Regions from separate parts of the Mus musculus genome. Here region 2 is linked to region 1. A link is a loop called in an ENCODE intact Hi-C map of the cell type or tissue named here. Cell type or tissue: left cerebral cortex. All regions are shown on one strand.

The links. Hi-C counts contacts between places; a loop is a spot of excess contacts. Peaks named below come from ENCODE experiments on the same cell type or tissue, not always from the same donor. Only the 100,000 strongest peaks of a DNase experiment are listed, where the experiment ranks them.
Region 2: it touches region 1 in a loop (2.3-fold over the local background); 2 of 42 quality-filtered maps call a loop at or near these places.

Annotation. Positions count from the first base shown.
Region 1 is chr12:3,568,825-3,576,824 of GRCm38, reverse strand. It overlaps Dtnb (dystrobrevin, beta), which reads right to left and starts at 4,434. Exons shown (of 18, transcript NM_001162465.2): 1 at 4,178-4,434. In left cerebral cortex, CTCF peaks have their summits at 1,947 and 4,541; DNase peaks (open chromatin) are centred at 4,293, 4,644, 5,664, 7,971 and 5 more places; H3K4me3 peaks cover 2,661 bases; H3K27ac peaks cover 3,754 bases.
Region 2 is chr12:3,493,452-3,501,451 of GRCm38, reverse strand. It overlaps Asxl2 (additional sex combs like 2, transcriptional regulator), which reads right to left. Exons shown (of 13, transcript NM_001270988.1): 11 at 7,613-7,718; 12 at 4,516-5,227; 13 at 1-1,473. Among named protein-coding and RNA genes, the nearest start is that of Asxl2, 71 kb to the right of the region's middle. In left cerebral cortex, no CTCF peak of the experiment used is centred here; no DNase peak of the experiment used is centred here; H3K27ac peaks cover 60 bases.

The DNA of each region.
Region 1 (8,000 bases):
GAGGTGTTGCCACCATCAGCTCCCATCCCCTACCTAACACATGCCAGCAAGTCCTGTCATCAGATACACAGATGAAGTGTCAACGGTTGGGTTACTTATTAATAAAACATAACTGTCTAATCTGCTCCTTACCCTGTCTACAGCACCTTTTCCCATGCCTGTCACCTCCCAACTTTTGAAGAAGTGACAGATCTTAAAACAGCCTGGTGTGGCTTTGCCTGGAATCCCAGCTCTCAGGAGGCTGAAACAAAAGGATGCTGAGTTCAAGGTCAGCTTGGCAATACAGCAAGACCCTCCCCATCTCAAAAGATAAAACAAACAAACAAAAAAACCAAAAAAACCTAGAAGAAATCAGGCCTGTGCAAAACAGGCCTTAGGAGCAAGTCAGGACTGTGGGTGTTATAACTAGCTGGGGAGATTAAGACCTAAGATTATGAAGCAGTTACTTTAGGTAGTCAATGATGTGGCTGTAAGCCTTCCCTCTCCACCTTTGCAAAGCAAGCAGGAATAAATGAAAAAGTAAGGAAATTCCCAAAACAGTGATGCCCTCGATGAGATGTGGGGGAGAGGACAACAAGAATCCTCCTGTCTGTCCTGTCCTGGGAAAGCACTGTGCTACAGAGCTGGACATGGTCTGCAAGCAGAGGCAGAGTAACTACCACAGCACGCAGACTAGAGCAGAGCGAGAGACAGAGCATCTGAGCACTCGCAGTAAGTGTGAAAAGAGCCATCAGTCACATCAAAGCATTCAGGTATGGGCTAGGAAGCTGGCTCAGCACTTGCCTTGCGGACACCAAGATCTGAATTCACGAACCATGTTTTTTAAAAATGCTTGGGGCTGGATGGAGAAAGTGCAGTAGGGTAAAGCAGTGGTCATACAGTGTGAGAATTGGGATTTGGATATTTGAAATGGCCCTTACAGGTTAGCTAAATCAGCAAACTCTGGATTCAGGTGAGAGACCTGCTTGCAGTAAGGCAGAGAAGAACTCAAGGAAGACACCACACATCGGTCTCTGGCTTCCACATATAAACATACACACCACACATACATAAGCAAAGAGATAAGTAAATTAATAACCCAGGCTTGGTGACAAACTGTTATACTCTCAGCCCTGAGAAGGCAGAGACAGGTAGTTCTTCAGTGCTCTCAAGCCAGGCAGACCAGCCAAATCTGCCAACCTGAAGCCAGTAAGAGAAGCTAGCTCAGAAACCAAGGTGTGTGGTGCCCCAGGAACAACATCCCAGGTTGTCCTCTCGCCTCCACATGCACTAGCACACACAAGCAGAGACACAGGCACACAAAGCACTCTGGAAAGCCATGTGCAAATACACAGTCTCCTGAAAAATCAATCAGACTTCCGTGACTAATACAGTCAATTACACCTTTAATTAAAAACAAAAACAAACCTAACTCCCTTGCTCATTTCAGGAAAATCCTCAAATACCCTTCCTCCAATTCTTATTCTTTTTTTTTTAAAGATTTATTATTTTATGTAAATACACTGTAGCTGTCTTCAGACACACCAGAAGGCATCAGATGTCATTATGGATGGTTGTAAGCTACCATGTGGTTGCTGTGATTTGAACTCACGGCCTTCAGAAGAGCAGTCAGTGCTCTTAACCACTGAGCCATCTCTCCAGCCCTCCAATTCTTATTCTTTTCTCTTTCAGATTAAAAGAAGTGCCAGAGAAAATAAACTTTTTTTTTTTTTGTCTTTTGAGGGTTTTTCCGTGTAGCTCTGGCTGTCCTGGAACTCACTTTGTAGACCAGGCTGGCCTCGAACACAGAAATTCACCTGCCTCTGCCTCCCTAGTACTGGGATTAAAGGCTTGTGCCACCACTGCCCTAGATATCTTCTTGTAACAAATCTAAAAGCATTCTCTGGGTTCCATTAAAAACCATTCAGAGCCAGGCAGTGGTGGCACTGTGAAGTAATGAACTCGCTTCTGCCTCCCAGGGGCTGAGATGGAAAGACATGCGCCGCCACACCCACAATATGTACCATTTTATAAACACCCAGCTCAACATGCAAAATCTACCCATCTCATCCTATGTAAACTACACATCAAGACAGCACAGTAGTGCACACCTGTAATTCCAGGGCACATAGATAGGAGGATAGACAAGTTCAAAGTTAGTCAGAATGACACAGAGAGACCCTATCAAAAAAAAAAAAAAAAGGAAAAAGACAAAAGACGAAAGAAAAGGTTTGTTTTAATCAGGTATGGTGGTTCACAGAAGGGACTAATAGAAGGATAGCCATAAGTTCAAAGCCAGCTTACAACCTGGGCTACAGTATATCGAGTACCAAGCCAGCTGGAGCTATTCAGCAAGAGCCTATTTAAAAAAAAAAAAACCGGGGACAGAGGGTTTATTTTCAAATAAATGTAAATTAAATATCTAAATAAAATGTTAGAAGTGCCTGAAACAAGGCACCCTAAAACAAAACCTAATCGAAACTTAATGATTATACTCTGAAGTACAGAGTAATTAAAATAAAATAAATGAAGGCTTATTATACATGCAATGACAAGTCTGGATTAATATTGCTCTCATTTTTTATATGAGGAGTCAGTTATGTTAACATCCAAGACATGAAATAAATGATAAACGGAAATCCTCTGCACGCTAATACTTTAAGTAGAAATTCTGTCTCCTGGGCAAAATTCAGTGAACATAAAGACTCTGCCAGCACCACCTTGACTGCACAACCCCTTCAGAGGTAGCTCCACTTAAGTCTGCTAAAAATCCTCAGAGAACACATAAAAGGTCAAGTTTTACTTTGGCAAGCAAAGTAATCCAACAGGCACTGCAAGCGAGGGAAAGGAAGCAGCAGCCTGGGACTGGAGAGTCCAGGCAAGGTGGAGGACAGAAGTCCAGCCCTTACAGAACTAAAGAGACAGAAAGAAGCATTCTCTCCCTTCAGAACCAAGATCCGAGAGGCAGGACAGAAATTATAAAGTGTTCTCTAAGCAAAAGCACCCTCCCATCCTCCTCAAACGACCAGAAAAAAGCCAAAGAGAGAAAAGACCAGAGCACCACCCAGAGATTAAGCTCCTGGTGCACAACATGCAAGAACCACGTGGATGAAGAAGAGTGGCCACAGGCCACCGGAGTCTGCCACCTAAGCCACTGTTTTAACCTACCAGTGCCTGGGTTACCTGAAGAGGCAAAAAGAGAATCCGAGGACCAAAGGAAGTCCAGCGATCATCCCTAACTCTACAGAGACTGACACTCAAGCCCCTGCTTCCTCCATCCATTCTGCAGTGGGCATCCACTGTAGGGCTGCTGGGATCCAGGCCACATCCGGAGGACTGAACAGAAAACAGGCACGGAGCTTAATTCTAGCTGGGAAGGCAAGATTCTTCTTCCAGATTTCTTCTCCCCCTCCCCACCCCTCTTTTAAATGTCAGTAAGATCCTTCAAATCTCTTCTCAATAGTTCCCACCAGCTTTCCTCAACTATCTTACTTTCTCCACAAACCAAGCAACTTACGGCTCCAGTTTCCCAGGGCTGGGAAAATCCTAAAGGGACCTGAAGTGAACAGAACAGGAAACATGAAATAGAGCACTTTACATTTTGTGTGCATACTTTCACAGCCGAACTGTCAGCACTTCAACAGCAAAAGATGGCTGAGAGTGATAAAGTCGTGACCCAGGCGCTGACCGCGGTTCTCTCCTGCTCCGTAGCTAATCAATAAACGCTTGCAGAGAATGCTGGAAGGTCTCCCTGATTCCCTAAGGCCTGGCACAGAAATTTAACAGCAAGCATTCGTCAGCTGCATCCTCCCTCTTCTCCGGACACTGTGCCCAACAGGGGTGACCTGGGTGGACAGGTTCGTCTACCGGGAGCCTCGGGGGACACTGAGAGGTGATCTGGAATGAATTCCCTTCCCTCTGCCAGGGCCTGCCTACCTCACCTGCCCTCTGCCAGGACCTGCCGCCTTCGCCCCCTTCAGCACCTAACGCGGAGCCTCCTCCCCGCCAGCCGGGCTCAGGATGCATCAGCAGCGCGCGCAGCCCGGCTCTGCGCTCCGCGGGCCCCCGCGCGCGCGGGTGACCGGAGAGCCCTCCCCGGCCCGGCGTGCTGTCTCCCAAGGGTCGCCGCTCCAGGGCCGCGCACTCCGCCACCCCGCAGCCCTCCTTCTCGCTCCTCCAGCCCCGGCGGACTCCCCACCTGGCTCGCTTCCCGGCCGGAGCTGAGGGGCCGTCGCGTGGCTCTCCGGCGGCCGCAGCCTCCTCCAACCCGGCCCCCTCGGCTGAGGCGGCTGAAGCAGCAAGCAGCGACTGAGGCGGCGGCGCCCACTCAGGCCCCGGAGCCGCCCCCGCGGCGAACGGAACGGCGCCGGCTCGCGCCGCTTCCCCGCCCGGCACGCGCAGCGAGCCCGCCCCCGGCGCGAGGGCGCGAGGGCGCGAGGGCGAGGGCGGGTGCGCGCGGAGGGCGGGCGCGCGGAGGGGCGGGGCTTCCGCCGCGAGAGGGGGCGGGGAGGCGGCCGAGTGCCCTCCCGCGGGTTCGCGCGCCCCCTCCGGGCCTCTGCTGTGCGCCGGCCGCGGAGGTGGAGGTGGACTTGCCCTTCCACTCCACAGGTAGCTGCCGGGCGGCTGCGTGCTGCGCCGACGTGACTGCACCTTAAGGAATGCGAAGAAACACCCGGTGAATCATTGCCTCGAGCGCGGGTCCTCCCCCGAGTGACTTTCCACATTGCCTCAGCAGGCTCGCTGAGCCCTGACTCCGCGCCTGGTGCCCGATGGACACGATCCGGGTCACGGCCCCTGGTCCCCAAGAATGCATAACTTAGGGAGAAGAGCAGCCTTGCGAAGGACCGAGTCTGGTCCCCTGCGCAAAGCCAAGCCACAGCCGGATGCGGTGAGAGGATGAAGGAGAGACATTACTTTCCGCTTAGTTGTTCAGTAGTTCCTAAAAGTGGGACTATTTAGACATTAAACAGCTTGAGCAACGGAGCAGGGGCGACAAAGCTTCATTTATTTATCTAGCATCTATTTATTTATTTATTCATTACCAACTCTTTTTTTTTTTTTTTTGGTTTTGGTTTTTCGAGACAGGGTTTCTCTGTGTAGCCCTGACTGTCCTGGAACTCACTTTGTAGACCAGGCTGGCCTCGAACTCAGAAATCCGCCTGACTCTGCCTCCCTAGTGCTGGGATTAAAGGCGTGCGCCACTACCCCCCCCCCCCCCCCCCGCTTCATATCATTTTTTTAAAGGACTTTATTTTATGTGTATGAGTGTTTGGGCTGCAATGTGTGTGCACCCTGTGAGTGCCACCCCGAGGCCAGAAGAGTGTGAAATGACACCTGGATGCTGGGGAATCAAACCCAGGTCCTCTGATAACATAGCAAGTGCTCTTAACTACTTAGCTATCTCTCCAGCCCCTCATATTGCCATTTTTTATAGAAGCTTTTCCAAACTCTCTAGGGACATCAAAGTCTTCTTTTAATGGCTCAAAAGATAAATGTTTTCCCTCAACTTTAAGACAGCGGCATGATCCATTAGACTTTTGGTGCGTGTGGATGTGCACATGTTAAGGAAAGCAGCAGTAGGCCTGTGTGCTTTAGGGATGCTTTTTGAAGCCTTCTGGCACCTTATGGAAAGGCAGATCATGCCACCTGCTTCAATCAGACTGGCAGCCTGCCTCTAGGACACCCTTTTCCTCCTCTTCTCACAATCTATTTTTAAATTCCCATGGTGAAGGCAGTGCTGTGCTGATAACTTAGAGTAAGTGAGGTTTTTTGTGTGAGAGGGGATACATTACTTTTCACACATGAATTGTGTGACTGTTTTGCATGTTTGGAAGAGTCTCACTGGTTGCTAGGTGGTGGCTGCTGTAACCATGTAAGGATCCTCAGACTATGTCAAGAGACCTTTAGTTTCTTACCATGTGTTGAGCTCCTACTATGGGGAAGGCATTGATGGGTAAAAACCTTGACTCTGTTGCAAAGAGGTAGAGTATGAAACTGAAGCTACAGGAACCAGCACGGTGCCTCAGACACCTGGAGCATTCAGAACCTGGAGGCAGGAGCTGAAGCAGAGACCCTGGAGGAACCGTGCTTACTCCATAGCCAGCTCAGTCAGATTTCTTCTGTGACTCAGGACCATCTGCCCAAGGACATCACAACCCACAGTAGGCTCAACCCTCCTACATCAATCATTAATGAAAAACAAAACACTTTTTTTTCCTACGGACTTCCTGCATGTCAATCTGAAGGAAACATTACTCAATTGAGTAATGTTTCTTCCCAAATGATTGTAATTTGTATCTAGTTGACAAAAAAAATTTAAAAAAATAGCCAGCACACCATACCTTGTCATCATATATTGCATACATGTATTGAAATATGCATGGTCATTTATAAATATGTACAGTTATTCCATTAATTAAAGATTTTGAAAATGTTTTAAGAAGATATAAATATTAGCCACCCTGATTGTTCACCACCTACTGTATATTCACATGTCAGATTATCCTATGGTACCCCATAAACATATACAATTAAAATAATTTTTGTGATATATGTGCAGATCTGTGTATAGTTAGCTACATATGTGTGTGCTGTATCTTATGCACATATGTGGGCATGTGTGTGGAAGCCAGAGGACAATGTCAGGAGCTATCCATCTTGGTTGCTTTTTTAAGACAAGTTCCCTCACTGGCCTGGGGCTTCTTGAGTATGCTAGGCTAGCCCAACAGCAACCCCCAGGATCCACCCATCTCTGTCTGACTCTGCAGCACTGAAATGACAAGTGTTCCCCAAATGAAACACAAGTACTCCTCACATGAAACACATGTGCTCCTCACACTCAGCTCTGTATTTATGCACTGGAGCTCAGACTCAGCCCCCATGCTTCACTGACAGCTGTCTTCTACAGGCCCCAGTTATAATCATCTTGAAAGACTGTTTTGTGTCTTGTAAAATGGCAATTTTCTTTTTTTTTTTTAAAGATTTATTTATTTTATGTATATGAGTACACTGTAGCTATCTTCAGACACACCAGAAGAGGGCATCAGACCCCATTACAGATGGTTGTGAGCCACCATGTGGTTGCTGGGAATTGAACTCAGGACCTTTGGAAGAGTAATCAGTGCTCTTAACCGCTGAGCCATCTCTCCAGCCCCGGCAATTTTCTTTTTTGAGTCAGAGTTTCTCTGTGTAGCTCTGGCTGGCCTGGAACTCAGTCTGTAGACCAGGCTGGCCTTGAACTTGTAGAGATCCACCTGCCTCTGCCTCCCAAATGCTGGTATATTGCAAATTTTGTGAGGATCACTTTGTTGTTGTTGTTGTTGTTGTTGTTGTCGTTTGCTTGCTTTGTTGTAAGATGGTATCTCTCTATTAAGCCTTGAACTCCTGCCTCCCCAGTGTGGGGGTTGCAAATGCAAGCCACCTCACAAGCTAACGTGATGATCACTGGGGTTATTGTTCACAATGGAGCATGTGGGTTTTGTGATTCTGAGTAAAAGACTGGACAAACATAAACCAAAATATTAGCAGAGGTTATCTCTGGGTAATAAGATTGTGTGTTTTAAATTTTCTTTGTATTTGTTTATATTTTCAAAATTGTTTTAACTGGAGGTATACTTTTTCAAATGTAGTATAATTTAAATATCTATGCCAGAAGCCTGGCATGGTGGCTCACGTCTGTCATTTCAGCCCTTCAGTGGCTTAAGGAGGAGAGCTACCATGAGTTCAAAGCCAACCTAGGCTGTATAATAAGTTCCAGGTCAGGTTGGGTTATACAGTGAAACTCTATCTCTAGAAGAAAAAGAAAAACAATGCTAGCAACAGCTTGGTTTACATCCTGTACACCCAATTCTTGATTGTCAAGGTCGTAAGAGATCTGGGGGAGAAGTGCACAGCAAAGTCTCTGAGGTCATGTGACTCCAGGTTGGGTAGGAGTGAGCTAGCTGAGAGTGACAGAAAGAAGCTGCAGAGGATGTGAGAGAGCTGTGTGGGAGGCAGACACCTGCCAGCCAGCTTTGGCTCGG
Region 2 (8,000 bases), 75 kb after region 1:
GTGACCTGCCATTGCAGGCTTGGATGTCCTTCTGCCAGCAAAACCCAGCATGAACTTCTGACTTGTGGAGATGTCTTCCAAGTGGAAACCTGAGTGAGCAAAGTTGAACTGAGAGGGCGGTACAAATGAAAGAACACTCTGTCTCTGAGCCCTCTGGATAAGAGTCTGAAAGAGCTGATCTTGCGTTGTTTTACTTAGACCTTCTCGGTACTGGTGAGTGTCAATGCAGGGGTCCTTCCGGTCCTTAGCAGTGAAAACTGGCCTTGGAACCTGGGAAAGCTGTTTACTTTGCAAGGGTTTCCCCAACTGCGGGATAGCCAGATGGGCCTGCCTGCCATTAACTTCCTCTCTGCTGCTACTTTCCATTACACTGATACCAGGGAATATCCCTATGCCTTTTTCCTCTTTTGTAGTCAGTGGAACTGTTTTCATTTCAATTTTGGTGAGAGGCTTAGGCAGAATTTGCTCCAAGGGAACATCTTTGCCCTGGAGCAGCTGAGTAACTAAAGGATTATTAGCAGGGATACTAGAACTTGTTCTTGAAATGGGTCCATTCATATTTGCAGAAGTTCCTGGGGTTTTAAGGCTAGAAGCTGCTGGCAAAGTGCTTGAGGATGGAGCTGATCCAGTAGATGTTGCAGTTCCACTGATCTGGGGTACAGGGAGTTTTTCTAAACTGGCTGTTGTCACAGGAGAGGAAGTCATATCTAGTGGAGCAGGAGCAGTTGTCTTTGCTAAGGCTGAAGGCTTTGGTGCATTCTTATTAGAACCTGCTTTGGGCTCAACTGTGCCATCAGCTACAAAATAAACAGTTGAGGCTCCTGAGATCAGAGGAGGCCCTGTTGGAGACAGAGCTTTTTCAAGTCTGCAACTCCTAGGGTCTTGCAAGTGGCAAGGAGAGGCTGCTGTGGCTGTTGCCTTGTGGAGGTTTGGTTTTTCACTGTTTGATATTTCTATGTGGGCTGGTAATGGGACACTTGTGCATGCTCCACTGCTGGCAAGTCCCGTAGGCACTGAGGAGGTTTGCTGTAGTTGTGCTCCAGAGATACCAGGAGGCTGTGCTTGGCCTGGCATATTGGTCTCAGGTTGAGGACCACAGGGTAAAAGTTCTCTCGTACCTCCCCTGCTTCCAGTTCCGGCCAGTTCCAGTGTGGGACCTTTTCCATTTGTACTGACTGGGTCTGAGCCTGCACTTCCTCCTCCAGCAATTTTCCTTTCACCACCCTCTCTTGGACTTTGTCCACCCCCAGGGCCAGGTCCCGGAATGGTCCCTCCAACTGAGGCGGCTGCAGCAGCTGCAGCAGCTGCTGCGGCTGCTGCCTTTTGTGCTTTGACCAACTGGGCTTTTGCTTTGATGTCTGCCAGAGTTCTGGCTCCTGTTCTGTAAGGACTAGTGATGGAGATTGGAAAACGAGCCCTGGGAGAGACCTGTGATGTAGAAAACAGCATCGGGGAGATTCTGGAGACAGGGATCTAAAAAAAGTAAGGGATGGGGGAAGGCAGAGGTCAATTTTCAGCTGTAAGACTAGAGCAGATAACTAACACAAAGCACCCATGGCACATATGGCTGCTCTACAACTAACAACACACATTGTGTCTAAGGTTCAACCTTAATCTATCCACCCATATCAAGGTCCATGCATATATTGTCTGCCAGTCATTTTCAACCCTGGTGAATTCTATACTCGATTTTAAAAATGTATGTGGTTTTGGGTTCCAGCCTCTAGCTTACAGATCAGAACGGCTAGAAAAATATGTATTATACTAAAGAAAAAATTGTGAAAACCTACTAAATTTCAAAAAATTTTTTTTTCTTTTTTTGAGACAGGGTCTCATTATGTAGTTTTGGCTGTCTTGGAACTCACAATGTAGATCAGACTGGCTTTTAAGTCACAGATCCCTCTGCCTCCTCTATTAAAGACAAAAGCATGTGCCACTACATCTACTCTGAAATCACTTATTTTTATAACATTAAAAAAAAAAAAACAGATTGTTGTCTTAAGTTAAGGAATATGCATCCAGATACGATGCCTTTCAGTATTTGGTGGAATCAAAAGAAGCAAAAAATCGTTAATATTATAGAGTATTTAATTAAAAAAATTAAGTGATCAATTATAAGAAAAGCATGTCATCTTTCTATAAATTCCTCAATTATAAATTTTAATATTGCTATTTTTCATAATTCAAAAAGTATTAAGAAATCAACTCCCTATACCTGAGAAATCCGTTCTAAAATCATAGGTAGCATTATTTACTCAGCACATAATGGTTAGAAGCTGTGGGGATAAGAAAAGCAGCAACTGGCCGGGCGTGGTGGCCATGCCTTTAATCCCAGCACTTGGGAGGCAGAGGCAGGCAGATTTCTGAGTTCAAGGCCAGCCTGGTCTACAGAGTGAGTTCCAGGACACAGAGAAACCCAGTCTCGAAAAACCAAAAACCAAAAAAAAAAAAAAAAAAAAAAAAAAAAAGAAGAAGAAGAAGAAGAAAGAAAGTAGCAACTGCTACTTCTTGTTAATAGAGAGAAGAGACTATAAGACAAAATAGATAAAACTGTTAAATAAAACACAGGAAATTTGTTTGGAGAAAAACAACCTTATAATGATACAAGCCAAATATCCAAGTATAAGGCCATTCAGAGGTCCAACCTATGTGTTAGTTCAAGGCTGGCCTGGTCTACAGAGTGAGTTCCAGGACAACCAAAGCTACACAGAGAAACTCTGACTTAAGAAACAAAACAAAAAGTCTGGTGGTGGTGGTGCACGCCTTTAATCCCAGCACTTGGGAGGCAGAGGCAGGCGGATTTCTGAGTTTGAGGCCAGCTTGGTTTACAGAGTGAGTCCCAGGACATCCAGGGCTATACAGAGAAACCCTGTCTTGAAAAACAAAACAAAACAAAAATAAACCAAAAACAAACAAACAAAAAAAAAAACAAGATAGAAACAAAACAAAAAAGTAAAAGGACCTAATAACTGTTTGTTTATCCTATAACCACTTAGTAAGTTTTATTGTTATGCCACCCACCACAGAATGCTTGTATTTTTTTGTTTGTTTGGTTTCGGTTGTTTTGTTCTTTTTAGAGAGGATTTCTGTTTTAGCTTTGGCTGGAATGGTATTCTTTTTGTAGAGCAGGCTGGCCTCAAATTTAGAGATGTGCTGGCCTTGGCCTCCCGAGTGGGAATGTTAGGAGTGTGTATATATGTATGCACATGAAACACACAAACATACTCCCTCTCTCTTTTATGTGTGAACAAAGATCATGCTTATATACACCAAGGTGGTCCTCAAACTTGTGACCCTCCCAAGTGCAGGGATTTCAGTTATATCACCATGCCAGGCTCATAAAAATACTACTTGAGGGTTTTCACCCTACCCAGGATAATACAAGATGACTTAAAAGTCACCAGTATAAACATATTGAAATTAAAAAAGGACAAAGCAGTTAGATGTTTTTATATGTTTAAGTTTCAATTACTTTCTGTCTTCATGAAGCAGTAATGAAATGTAATATTTTGCTTTTAAGAATATAAACGAGCTGGGCAGTGGTGTGGCATGCCCGGAATCCCAACTCTGAAAGGCATAGGCATAGGCTTAGGCTTAGGCTTAGGCTTAGGCTTAGGCATAGGCAGAGAGGTAGGCAGATCTCTGTAAATTCCAGGCCAACCTGGTCTACAAATAAAGTTCTAGGACAGCCAGAGTTCTTATACCGAGAAACCCTGTCTCAAAAAAAAACCAAAACAACCTACCAACACCACTCCCCCAAATAATAATTAAAAAAAAAAAAAAAAAAAAAAAAACCCAACCAAAAGAAACAACAAACAACAAAAAACCAACCAGTCTCTGGTTCCTGAGATTAAAGCTGTGTCCCACCATAGCCCAGCTAGATTCTGTTACTTTTATATGTTTTGTTTTGAGAGGAGGCCTCAGTGGTTTTGGCAATTCATTTCTTCATTTGCTATTTTTCCAGAGCTGTGGTCATAGGTATGTAGAAACAAACTGGCTAAAACATTTTGTTCTGGTATAAATTATGGAAGCTAGATAGAATGTAAGATAAGAGAGTAAAACAGCTTCTGACTAAATCTATGAAAGGAGAAATTTTATAAATCTGGTCAGAGTGGAGAAAGTCTTCAGTGGGGACCAATCTATAGTAAACTAAACTTTAATACAGTTCCTAGGTCTACAATTTGTTTCTGATTTGACATTCACTAAAGAAAGGTTTTTGGTCAATAATTTCAACACTCAATAACCAGCAACAGAAAGACTAAGACTTTGATGCCAGCCTGAGTTACATAGCAAGAATTTGCCTCTAAGATGTGAATAGTTAAGTGGGCTGGGGTTGTTTATTCAGATCCCTTACTCAAATATCAAGAAATAAATATAGGAAAGCAGTTCTAAAGCCTGATTATTACTAATTTTATTTACATAACACCACAGTTATGTGTATTAAACGTACACTACTGGTTCTAGGTTAATACCACCAATTATGAAACTTAGCAGGTACAACAAGCACTTTCTCACCTTGAGAGGTGGGACTTTTCGCACTTGGACCCTGTCCCCTCTATTAAGAAAAGGCTGTGGGGAGACCTGAAATGGCTGCTGGTGCTGGCGATTCTCAGTGATACGTGGTCTTTTCTCCCAGCTACTGGTGGCCTCTTCATCAGTAAGAGAAGATTTCCTCTTGAGACTTTCTTGGATCTGATCAGTAACAGTTGCTGGTGGCATCTTCATATCAGGGTTCAGTGGACTGGCTTCTGCAACAGGCTTTATTATGGGTTTTTGTAACCCAGCATTTTTAGATTTGCTTGGGGATATAGCTAACGCTTCTTGGTTCTCACTTTTGTTATTACGAGAAGTTGTGGTTACATGATTTTCTTTCTCAGATTCTTGTTCAGCACAGGCAACAGGCTTCTGCTCTAAGAGACCCTCATCCTTAGGGCTCTTGATGGGTTTCATGGTGATAAGCTCATTTGTATTGCTAGCTGATGCAAGAACAGGTTCTGGGGATTTGGAGTCTGGCCTCGCCTCGTCTTGATTTTCTTCCTTTTGGGATGGTGATGGTATCTGCACTGCTTCTTCTTTACACTCGGACTGAGGAACTACTGGGACAATTCTGACAGGAGAGGCCTCTGAAGGAAGTATGGATTTTGGTTGCTCAGCTGGGGTTTTCTTTGCTTTGGGATCACTTGAGGAAGCTGTCAGTTTCTGTGAATCTTCAAGGCTTAGGCCAGAACTAAAAAACAGAAGGAGCTGTTAGTTGGGAAATAGCCCATGTTACTGAAAACACGAGAAAAGTAGACTATGTCAATAACTAGAAACCCCTGACACACAGCAAGTATTTTTCTAAGTGAGTAGAACTCTTGAGCCAAAGTAATTAAATTCAAATCCTGTCTCTGATACCAAATGTTGACAAGATACTGACTGGCTAGGTAGGCTTCTGCATCTTAGTTCTTTTACTTCAACACTGGAATTAACAACATCGATATTGCTACTGATAAAGTGAACTTCATGTGAAGTACACATTTGGTACATAATAAAAGTTCTATAGTGGTGATTGTTACTGTTACTTCTTTCCTCTTATTATTATAGGAGTCATAATGTCTAGAAATTCACAGGCTAGCTAGAAGAACCTAAAGAAAGGTCAAATGCTTCTACCCTGAGACTTAGGTTGGAACTGTCATCAGTTTTGTTCACTAGTGTTTGTAGGAAGGTTGGCCCAAGACTGGGGGGGGGGCACCTGAAAAAATAGTTATTAATTTTCTCCATAAGCTAAGAATTAGAACTGAGTTTGTAGAGAGCCTGCTTAAATTCTACTTAGACTAACTCTAAAGTTCGGAGGTTGTGTGCTGCTGAGCTATCTGAGGGTGAAAGTCAGCTGGGACTTGCACAGTGTGGCTTGGAAAAAGTGAAGCTAATTTTTATGAGTCACCAGTGACTCTTTTTAAATGTTTTACATTGTTACTTAACCAGCAACAATCAATTAAGCTGTCTCTAGCAGCTTAAAGGAATTAGTAATAAAAAAGAGTCTATTTAGTGCCACTGAGATGTCCACCTAGATTTGAACCAAGGAACTAATATGCTAGAGAGAACCAACTCCACATTGAGGCATGTGCAATGTGATTTTTTTTTGTTTTTCAAGACAGGGTTTCTCTGTTTAGCCATGGCTGGCCTCGAACTTAGAGATCCGCCTTCCTCTGCCTCCCGAGTGCTGGGATCAAAGGCGTGCGCCACCACGCCCGGCGTGCAATGTGATTTATAAGATTATACTCACCATCAATTTTATCTCTCTCTAAATAAATTTATAGAAAAATCAGCATTTGAGAATCTTAATTTTAGTAGGTATCTTACTTAAGTGACTTTAAAGGAGATGAACACTTACACTTGGAGCTTTAAAAAGAAAAAGCCTTTACTTTCTCTGTGGTCAATAAAGTATTCTCACTGGCATTTACCACTATGTAGTAAGGAGACTAGCAAATAGGAGCTGGAATATGTAATCCTATGCGAACCAAACAGATCTATTATCTATTAAATTTACCCAGTAGAATTTCATTTTGATTTTGTTTTTGTGTGTGTGTCCAAAAAAATTAAAAAAAAAAAAAGTTGTTTAAGACTGCAGCCCTGGGGCTGGTGAGATGGCTCAGCGGTTAAGAGCACCTACTGCTCTCCCAAAGGTCCCGAGTTCAAATCCCAGCAACCACATGGTGGCTCACAACCATCCGTATCAAAAATCTGATGCTCTCTTCTGGAGTGTCTGAAGACAGCTACAGTGTACACACATAAAATAAACAAACAAACAAAACAAACAAACAAACAAACAAATGACACAAAACTGGGAACACTATGAGGGAGGGAGGAGTGAATCTGAGAGGAGTTAGGAACAGTAGGGTGAAATGATCAAAATACATTAAAAAAAATAAAAAGAGTGCAGCCCTTTAAAAATAAAGTGCGTGTCTTGATTCAGTGATGTTCATCTCCAAGTCACATAGGAAAGGATTTTAATTACAGGCTTGGCATAATAGCCCACCATCACATGATTGTTTGGATTCCTGACTGGTGTAGATCAATGATATTTTGGAAAATCACTATAAAAATGCACAGAACTCTCAAGTATAATTCTATCTCATGAAATTACAAGAAGCCAGTATTTTCCAAGGAAGGACTCTAATGTAAGATCAAAGAAAGAAGTTCAAGTGTTTTTTTTTTTTTTTTTTAAAGTAAGTGGAACCCACTTTAAGTACAATGTAAGTTAAGGACCAAGGATTATGAGAGAAACAATTCTGTATACTCATGATTCCTTAAAAACAAAACAAAAAGCGGCTCTTTTGTATGGGTTTTTCAAGATGGGGTTTCCCTATGTATGTAATCGTGGCTGTCCTGGAACTGACTTTGTAAACCAGGCTGGCCTCAAACTCAGAAATCTGCCTGCCTCTGCCTCCCGAGTGCTGGGATTAAAGGAGTGCGCCGCCACGCCCAGCTAAGGCTATTATTAATGAAAAAGAATTCATGATATAAAAAATTACAGGTATGTAGGCACTAGAGTTTCCAATAAGGTAAAAACATAGAGGTGTCACATGACATGTGACATTGACAGCTGGATACAGAGTCTGCCTTAGCTTACCTCTGACCATAGTAATTTTCAAAGAATTGTTCCTTCCACAGCTCTACTTTCTTCTCCTTCTCAATCTCTTGTCGAATTCTCACCTGCATTTCAGGAGTAAATTCACCTGCAACGTATCAACGAAATGGCACCAACAGAAAAGCATTATTCATAGATTCTTATCATGAATGATTCCTAGAAGAACAGAATATTATGTTAAAGCAACAACTTACCAAAGAAGCAAGCCAGAAAAAAGAAGGAAATACCAGTCAGTAGGTGAAGTACAGACACTGTCACAAACTACCTTGTAATTTTCAATATGCAGCAAGGGCCACAGTACTTATGCTCCAGCGGTTTCCCAAAGTGTCTTCTTCCAGTTACAGACAACATATATCATGCAGATTTCTTC